Linked DNA regions of Homo sapiens: regions 2 and 3 are each linked to region 1. Evidence: chromatin contacts called from ENCODE Hi-C or POLR2A ChIA-PET data. All regions are on one chromosome and are shown on one strand. Each heading gives the region's core, a stretch centred on a gene start or an enhancer-like site at or near the end of the contact. The rest is flanking DNA. Distances are from core to core; before and after follow the strand shown.

Region 1 (3,049 bases), core at 112-2,611:
CCCAAAAATGTGATCCATGAGAAAAGAAAAACTCTAAAAGCTGTGAACAAAAGGCAAAGTTTTAACAAATTACATTCCGATGGTTGATTCGACTTTAGGCCTATTATTTAACCCACCTGCACTTTTACTGCTTGGTTTGTAGAATGGAGAAAAACAAACTCATTTACTTCATAGGGTAAAATCATCTTGTACATTCTCTTGTGTCAAACAATGATTACAATTATTAGCCCAGATATTAAATATTAACACTTCTATTCCATGACACACACCCATGACGACCACTCACAAATTCATGTGGCACTGGCAGCTCCTTTGGCCCACACTTCAGGAATCGTGCTACATAACAACCCCCACTGCCCGTGAGGCAGGGTCCATCTTCAGCTCCCAACGTGCTTTCACACCCAGCAGGCTCACTGGTCCCCACATCCAGTGACTGGGAGTTCAGATAATTTTGTCCCCATTTTACAGATGAGGATTTAGACACTGGGTCTTTGAATTAATAACCCAAAGCTCACCCTAGGTTATGACCTTGCCTGCCTCTAGTAGCAAATACATGCTACAGAGAAAGGCTCAGAAAAAGTCTTAATTTAGGAGTTTGCTAAACTTCAGTCATTGCTTTTTTTATTTTTATTTGGGATAGAGTTTCGCTGTTGATGCCTAGGCTGGCATGATCTCAGCTCACTGCAACCTCTGCCTCCCAGGTTCAAGAGATTCTCCTGCCTCAGCCTCCTGAGTAGCTGGGATTACAGGCACCTGCCACCACACCTGGCTACTTTTTGTATTTTTTTAGTAGAGACGGGGTTTCACCATGTTGGCCAGGCCGGTCTCGAACTCCTGACCTCAGGTGATCTGCCTGCCTCGGCCTCCCAAAGTGCTGGGATTACAGACGTGAGCCACCGCGCCCGGCCATAGTCATTGCTTATTAATACAGCTGGTACGAGCAGACCCAGGCTAATATTATAGCAACTGAAAAGCAGAACGTAGCTCTATAATTACCCTAATGTTTCTAACAGAATTACACAAAGGGCATAGAATTATGTACAAAAGGGGGAAAATTGTATTAGACACCTCTGAACCTTTGAAATTGTATTACTTAGAACCTTGGCAAATGAGCAGTAAGTATTTAAAGAAGATTAAGATGAATTTTCCTTTTGGTGTCCTACTTAATTTGCACGACAATATTTGGCTTCCACAGTCAATGTAAACTGCTCAGGGCCGCCTTGGTGCCTTCCAAGACGCAGTTACATTCAGCCCAGCCAGCTGCCCAGAGCTTTTGCACCACCAAAAGCAGCAGGGGCCAAGTTACCAACCTCCCAACGCAGGTCAAAGCACCCCTGGAGTTTAATGAGTCACTCTTCTGAGAGCCACAGCCAGCGATGTGGGTTTCCCCATGTGTCAAGTGACATGACGTCTTTACTTCTTCGAATGAGAACCGAAACTGCGTTCCAAACATTTCCTTGAAATATAAATCACTGCCCTCAAACCGACCACCACTGCAAATCTCTACATCTAACCCATCATTTCAAAAGTATAGCTACCTAACACAGGTTTTGATATCAGTAAGAGGCAACTCTACTTACGGAGTCCTAAAATCACAGACCAGGAAGGGAAGCCTAATTTCCTCAATTTATAGTTGGGGAAAGTGAGGGCCAGAAAGAGGAGGTGATTAGCTGAAGATGACACAGTAAGTGACAGAAGAAGGCTGCCAACACCCCTTGACTGTATGGGAAAACATCGCATTTCCTCAAACATCTGGGAAACATCCTTAACAATTCTCAGCACTTAGCACTTAGCCTCAGGTGGGCTTCACTGCCCATTTCTCAGGGTCCAGTCCAGGCATTCCCCCGTGTCCAAGCACTTTTCTCCCTTTCGAAACCAGTGCATGATTCCCGTCCCCCACATCTTTAAAGAGCCACCTCTGGCTGGGGGGTGGCTCATGTCTGTAATCTCAGCACTTTGGGAGGCCCACGGTGGGAGGATCGCTTGAGGCCAGGAGTTTGAAAACAGTCTGGGCAACATAGAGAGACCCTATCTCTACTACATATTTAAAAATTAGCTGGGTATAGTGGTCTGTGCCTATAGTCCCAGCTACTGTGGAGGCTGAGGCAAAAGGATTGTTTGAGCCCAGGAGTTAGAGGCTGCCTGAGCTATGATTGTGCCACTGCACTCCAGCCTAGGGAACAGAGACAGACTCTGTCTCTAAAAAAGAAATAATTTAAAGAGCCACTCTTGTTTTCCCATTCTGTTCCCTGTTCAAGCTCTTCTCTCCCCAGCAAATTTTTGTTGTTTTTGTTTTGTGTTGTTTTGTTTTTGAGACAGAGTCTCGCTCTGTCACCCAGGCTGTAGTGCAGTGGCGCAATCTGGACTCAAAACGACCTCTGCCTCCTAGATACAAGCGATTCTCCTGCCTCAGCCTCAGGAGTAGCTGGGATTATAGGCGCCCACCACCATGCCTGGCTGATTTTTTTGTATTTTTAATAGAGACGAGGCTTCACCATGTTGGACAGGCTGGTTTCAAACTCCTAACCTCAAGTGATCCACTCGCCTCGGCCTCCCAAAGTGGTAGGAGTATGAGCCACCCCACCTGGCCTCCAATGGATTTTTGAGTAGAACGTGGTTTCCGCAGCTTTTTGCCCAATCCTGTACCTGGCTTCCCTTGAAGATAAGCACAGGGACTATTTTCACCTGAGAGGTCTTCACCTCTCATTTTAATAGGGAGGCAACAGGTAACTGGAGAAACAAACCTGAGAACATGTAAAAGCTGCCAGTCTTACAAACATTTTGCCCATGTCCATAACACAGTGTCATTTTTTTTTCTGAGAAAGCGATTGGAGTTTCCACTTTATTGCTCAAACTAGAGATGAATCTCCGTCCCTCCACCTTCCACCATTCTTTAAGAATCCTTTTGCTGCTTCCCACCCCATTCTTCCATCTCTCACCTGAGTAGCAGGTGCATGCATTCTAACTAGGGTGTGCCAATTTCACCAGGCAGCTCTCCCTCAAGGGAAACCTCCCTTTAGGCTTTTTCTCACCTCATCACAACACAAAA
Region 2 (3,161 bases), core at 159-2,658, 2.2 Mb after region 1:
CTCCAAGCCTTCCCAAGGAACAAGTCAGCACTACCCCTATCAGAAAAACTCTGAAGGAGATACAGAGCAGGGTGGGGAGGAAGGCAGTTCCAAAGGTCCTTCTAATTTCCTTAGGAGCCCCATGGCCCGTGGCCACCACTAGCGTGACTACACAATGACTGCCTCCCAGCTTCCACACCGGGCTCCCAGTGCATGTCACCGAGCTTGCCTGGCCATGACTCATGCAGGAAAGGCTGCACAGGTGACGCCAGGTGTGGACATGGCAGAAGGAACGGAAGATGAGGTTAGGCTTGGCTTCCTTGCAATCACCTTCTGAAGGGCTGTGGGCTGCAGCAGGGGCACTGGGCATTCCAAGCTGGGGGAGAATGCAGCCTTCACAGACTTGCCACAGGCACCTATGCCCCAGGGGCATACACAAGGGACTGCAAAGGGAGAAATGAACCATGGTGAGTTAAATCTCATTAATGCAAAACCTACCAACCCAGAATTAGAGAGACCTGGGCCTGGAGTTGACAGCGCCAATCCCAGAAACAGCTTTCACGGGTAAAGATACGAGTACACAATGTTTCAGAATTCCCGAAGGAGGTGACGTAGTAAACTTTCGAAACGTAGTTCCCTGAAGGAGGAATCTTCAGTGGGGTTCTAAGAGCACTGCGTTCCTCTGGGGCTCTGTCATTAGCTGTACATCAGCAGGCAGGTCACCTCTCTGCTTTGAGCCTCAGTTTTGTCTTTGAAAAAATGGAAATAAGCCCAGGCGCGGTGGCTCATGCCTGTAATCCCGGCACTCTGGGAAGCCAGGGCGGGTGGATCACGAGGTCAGGAGTTTAAGACCAGCCTGGCCAGCATGGTGAAACCCTGTCTCTACTAAAAATACAAAAAAAAAAAAATTAGCTGGGTGTGGTGGCACGCGCCTGTAATCCCAGCTACTCGGGAGGCTAGGGCAGGAGAATCACTTGAACCTGGGAGGTGGAGGTTGCAGTGAGCCGAGATTGCGCCATTGCACTCCAGCCTGGGAGACACAGCGAGACTCCATCTCAAACAAAAAAAAAAAAAAAAAAGGAAATAACATATATAGTGAAGCTGATATAAAAATCCAATAAGGGAAATCACATAAAATGACTATGTGACCTTAGATTGCTGTATAAATATGACTTTATTGGTCCTGCTGAGGACAGGCGATGAAGGGTATCCAGTAAGGGACCTGGGTAGCTGCTATGAAATGAGTGACTGGGTGATAACATGAGCCACTTTTCCCAACAAGAAGACAGAAAGAATGGATCAGAAACCAGGAGAGGATTCCAAGTGAATCAAGTGTAAACACACTCCTAGCCCGGGCCCCGCACAGAGTATATGGCCTGACAATGAAGCGATGGCTGGAGCTACATTCCACGACAATGAGCTGGATGCCCCCAGATGAGAGGAGGCCTCCGAGGGCTGTTTCGTCCTCACTCCGCAGAACAATGCTGAGTCTCCCGAATGCCTCTTTTGTTCCATACGGCACAAACATCACAAACATCTTTTAACCACCCTGTGTTTTCCTAGCTGTTTGTTCTTTTCTCAAAGGTCCTAAGATCACAGAATCATCTCCAAGAACAATAGCTGGGGAGCCTGTTCTGCAGTTGAAACAACAAGGTCAAGGGGTTTGTGGCTGAAGCAGGGAAGGCAGGGGGAGGTCAGGGGCTGGGCGGGGCGGGGGGAGCAGCCTGTCCCTGCATTCCCTTGGGATGGGAAGTTCCCACTGGGCCCGCAGGATTCCTGCTCGTGACTGGGGTACCGGCTGCCTGTCTCTAGGATCAGATTCCACTCAAAACTCACATGCTGTCTCTTTTCTCTCTGAAAACAAAAAGCTTAGATTTCTCCTCTGTCTTCAGCCTAAGGCCTCTATCCAGGTTCCACGGACAAGATGATCTACTCAAAGGAGGGCAGAGCCTGGGCGTCCAGCAAAGGCCTCACCCCCACCCACTCTGACACAGTAGCTGCCCCATCCTCCTGGGGGTGCCCCTCCCAACCCCACCACTGCCCTCTGCTGCTCAGATGCCCCCCCCGCCCCAGCCCCCATGGCCACAGAGAAGGAAAGCCTGGTAAAGAGCTTCAGGCTGGGCATGGAATCCTGGCTCCACCACATCCTGGCTCTGAGGCTGGCCTTGAACCATGTGTAAACCATCTGTGCCTCAGTTTTCTCATCTGGAAAATGGGAGTAATATTCATATTGACCTTACAGCATTGCCGTGAGGATTCAGTGACACTCCATATAAAGCAAGCATTGAGCACAGTGCCTGGCACAGGGTGCACCCCAATAACATTAACTAACATTATTATTCCTGTTCAGCTGTAGCAACAGAAACACCCCTGTATTCCCATGACTATCGTTAGCATTGCTATTATCCCTGCAGTGTTCTCCTCGGATGGCTCCATGAAAAGTGCTTAGTAACTCTGAGAGTGAAACCCATTTCATTCAGGATTCAGAGTCAGGATTTCCCTTCTCCGTGGCTCCGTCACTGAGCACCGACTCTGCGGGGTCCCGGAGGGGAAGACAAGGCAAGCTCACGGCACCTGAGAAGCTGGAAGAGCACGGAGAGGGTGTGCGGCCTGGCTGGCACAGCTCCTGCATGTCAGGCCAGCCCCCGCCCTGTTCCCAGACAGTCAGGGTTCCTAGGGCTTACTCCCCCAAACCCTCACCTGCAAATCAGGCTCGTGGTGTTCCCCTACCTCCCTGGGGCTCACAGGCAGGAGAGTGTGAGGGTGTGTGACGTGTGTTGGAGCTAAGATTATATAGCTGGGTGGCCTGTGGGCCACACCTAGCCTGCTGCTGCCTCCTCCGTGAGCACCCCCATGCTCCCAGGGCCCAAACACCCGGGAACCACAGCACACCGGCCATGCCCTTGGAAATGCTGCATCTACCAAAGCCTCCCTGAGCTGCAGGAAGGCCTTGGCCGCCCAGCCATTGAGAGGTCTATCTTTTCACCCGAGGATGTGATCTGCCCTCTACTCAGGCTACACCTACCGAGGCCTTCCAGGTAGAAATTCAGCCAAGGCCTGCCCCAGCGTGTGATTCAAAGGACAAGATGGTGATGAGAGACGGGGTTCCCTCTTGTACAGAAAGCCTTGGGTTGGTGCACGCAGGATGGATGGAGACTGACGCCCACCACCCGCATCTCTGC
Region 3 (2,988 bases), core at 175-2,674, 2.8 Mb before region 1:
CATCAATACTATCATAGCCTTCTCATGTATTATTTTTTTATTCCGCCTGCCATCTCTCAAAACTATGAACAAATAAGGTATGACTGTGCTTCTTTCTACCTGCCAACACAGGTATTCAGTCTTATTTGGAATATAATGTTTGTTCTATAAATAAAATAAATATCAAAGCTAGTTTTTTATTGTGCAAGTGAAGAGGAATTTCAGCCACAAAAAATCAAAAGCCAAGTAATCCAAAAATTATGTGTTGGCTTTTAGTATTGATTTGGATTTGTGGAGACCATTTTAGCTTCTGGATTGTGTTTACCAAGGTACAGCATTAAGCTCAAATTTGCTAAATGCTTTCTGGTCTGATATAAAGCATTCAGATTGATGGAAGTGGTTCTAAGAGTCATGATTGCCATATGGAAACACGAAGTGGACACATTTGTTACCTTAACAGTAACTTCTTTTAATGACTATACACTCTCAACTTTACACTTCTGCATAATTCATAGTTAATGAAATGATATAATAGGATGCCCCTATTTCCCATTATTACTAAGAAAAGAAAGGAAGTGTTACTACAATATCAATTTAGGACAGGTGATTACATCTTAATGTCTGTAAATGGCTATTTGCTTATATATATTGTACTAGAAAGTTTTCTTTATAAATACCAATCAATATAAGTTTCAAAGGAAAGATGGCACAAGCCAGATCCTTAACAAATAGAGTACCTGATAATTCTGAAAAGAATGATGGCAAATGAGGCTTTTTAAAGAGTACATAGGCTGGCAGAGGAAAACAGTATTCTGACAGTGTGAAAGCAAAGAGATGTTGGAGATGCCATATTTGTTTCTTTTGTTTTGTTTTGACATTCTCTGTGAAGTAGGAAATGTTACATGCAAAGAGGCTGAGATATTAAAGAAAGGGAAGAGAGAGCATAACCTGATGTATTAGAATAGGAACAACGTGGAACTAGGTTTTACTGATGTGCATTAAATAAGTGGGGCCATGTCTTACATGTAAAAATGTTTTCCAGCCATGCGCAGTGGCTCACGCCTATAATCCCAGCACTTTGGGAGGCCGAGGTGGGTGGATCACCTGAGGTCAGGAGTTTGAGATCAGCCTGGTCAACATGGTGAAACCCCGTCTCCACTAAAAATACAAAAATTACCCGGACATGGTGGTGGACACCTGTAGTCCCAGCTACTTGAGAGGCTGAGGTAGGAGAATGGCTTGATCCCAGGAGGCAGAGATTGCAGTGAGCTGAGATTGCACCACTGTACTCCAGCCTGGGCGATGGAACGAGACTCCGTCAAAAAAAAAAAAAAATCCAGTTGGTCTTAGCAACTCTATATTTCTATCAAAGGAGAAATACTTCAGCTGAAATAGTATAAAAGGGCCATGTACTCAGGGCAAGTAGTTTATACTAAAATAACCCCAATGCCATGAGTCACTTCCTCACCAACTTTGTCAATCTTTGGTTTGCTAAAAAGCAAAACCCTCCAAGAAGACAGTTGCTTAGCAAAATAGCTAGTGCTTAAGGCAAGGAACGAAGTCTAGAAAATACTCTCATTAGGAGCTACATCTTGCTTACATGGCTATCTTTAAAAATAAGGAAAAGTGCAAGGGACTTATGGCATTTTTCCAAAGGCAGAGTGCTGTTCTAGTTATCCAGCATTAGAGAGCTTACAGCTGCCTTATTAAGAGGATTATTCTTTCGGGAAGCTGGGATCTGAACTCTTTTCAGTCTTACTGGTATGTGCCCTTTTATTTTGAAAGCTCATTCATTTCAAGCAGTAAATTTTTATATTTTATTTAAGGCAATTAAGCAAAGATAATGAGACTTTTAAAAAGACAAAGAGGAAAAGAAGGGGCAAAGGAAAATAATATCCTTCCTTCCTATTCTACATCCGCTCCTGTAGTTCTTGTTTTTGCTCATAGAACCACAATCCATCAATCACCCAGGCTTTAAATCTCCGAGTCAATTCTGATCCCCTTCCTTTACTTTCTAATCCCCCCCAAAAATGATACAAACACCTATTAATTTCACCTGCTTAGTGTCTCATACATGTGATCTCTCTTCTCCTACTCCAATTCACCACCCAAAATTCCTCCCTTTATTAGAGCTTTCCTTAGTAGTGTGGGAGATAAAATCATGAAAAGAATGAAGGGACACAGTTTGAGAAGTAGAAATAATTCTGACATCAATTCTAAGAAATAATACTAAGCAACGATAATAGAAAATTGATAAACAACTCTAAAACCTTAGTTGTGATCATGCAGTGCGAATACATAGTAGACGGCAGAGACATAGCTCTGTGTCATTTGTCTGCAGTGCTCAGTGAACAGTGGTGGAGTGCTGTAAAGCTTGACAAGACAGACAGTTGAGGAAAAGAATGATCATCAATCCTTATTGCAATGCAAATGGCCCTACCCTTCTATACACGTGACTAGCTAAAGAGGTTGGCCATGAGTTGGGGGTTGGTCTGGAGAGAAAGGGAAAGAGGAACGAAGGCCATAGAGGAAAGTTCTGCTGGATAGCTAGAAAGGGTGAAATCAGATAAAGAAATCTGAGAAAATTAAAGGAAAATTATTAAGGCAGTGTCCTCACGGTTGTTGAACTCACAGGCATTGGTAGCTGGAGAGTGGATAAAAAGGAAGGATCGTGATGAACCACAAGTCATCTTCAGAAACTGAAGTCATCAAAGGTGTCCAGGATGGAGAAGAGAGAGAGTAGATGGCACTGCTGAAAATGTGACTGAGTGGAAGAAAAAAAGTGATTGCTACTATTTACAGTGTTTGTTTGCTTTGTTTTGGGTTTGGTTTAACATTGTTGTCAAAATGATTTGCAGTAGATACACTGAAAATAATTAATATGCTGGTGGCTTTTTTGGTAAGTTTTAGAAAAATTCACCACATTAATCATTAATGAAAATTTCATTAAAATTGAAGATTATACGCTATAAGTTTAAATGGCTCACTGAAAAATTCTCATGAAGTCAT

The links. A loop is a pair of places that touch in the nucleus more often than their neighbours do. ChIA-PET counts read pairs that join two places held with the same protein, here RNA polymerase II (POLR2A). Pooled maps may share reads with other maps.
Region 2: a map with no recorded cell type shows a loop between it and region 1 (4-fold over the local background). The contact joins two enhancer-like sites. A Hi-C loop is called at or near these places in 2 of 37 single-sample maps with no recorded cell type and 3 of 50 pooled maps.
Region 3: a loop to region 1 is called in a pooled map, with 5 times the contacts of the local background. The contact joins two enhancer-like sites. A Hi-C loop is called at or near these places in 1 of 37 single-sample maps with no recorded cell type and 3 of 50 pooled maps. POLR2A ChIA-PET finds 5 or more read pairs at or near these places in 1 of 52 experiments (SK-N-SH).

Annotation. Positions count from the first base shown.
Region 1 is chr3:192,891,835-192,894,883 of GRCh38, forward strand. The region is part of intron 1 of MB21D2 (Mab-21 domain containing 2); the gene reads right to left. Among named protein-coding and RNA genes, the nearest start is that of MB21D2, 24 kb to the right of the region's middle. RefSeq lists an enhancer at 1,262-1,571. Within about 2 kb of position 1,362, at least 16 of the 41 ENCODE cell types and tissues checked have a DNase peak (open chromatin) inside an H3K27ac peak, as active enhancers do.
Region 2 is chr3:195,118,248-195,121,408 of GRCh38, forward strand. All of the region lies in intron 3 of XXYLT1 (xyloside xylosyltransferase 1), which reads right to left. Among named protein-coding and RNA genes, the nearest start is that of MIR3137, 15 kb to the right of the region's middle. RefSeq lists an enhancer at 1-137. Within about 2 kb of position 1,409, at least 8 of the 41 ENCODE cell types and tissues checked have a DNase peak (open chromatin) inside an H3K27ac peak, as active enhancers do.
Region 3 is chr3:190,090,932-190,093,919 of GRCh38, forward strand. All of the region lies in intron 1 of P3H2 (prolyl 3-hydroxylase 2), which reads right to left. Among named protein-coding and RNA genes, the nearest start is that of P3H2, 28 kb to the right of the region's middle. Within about 2 kb of position 1,425, at least 3 of the 41 ENCODE cell types and tissues checked have a DNase peak (open chromatin) inside an H3K27ac peak, as active enhancers do.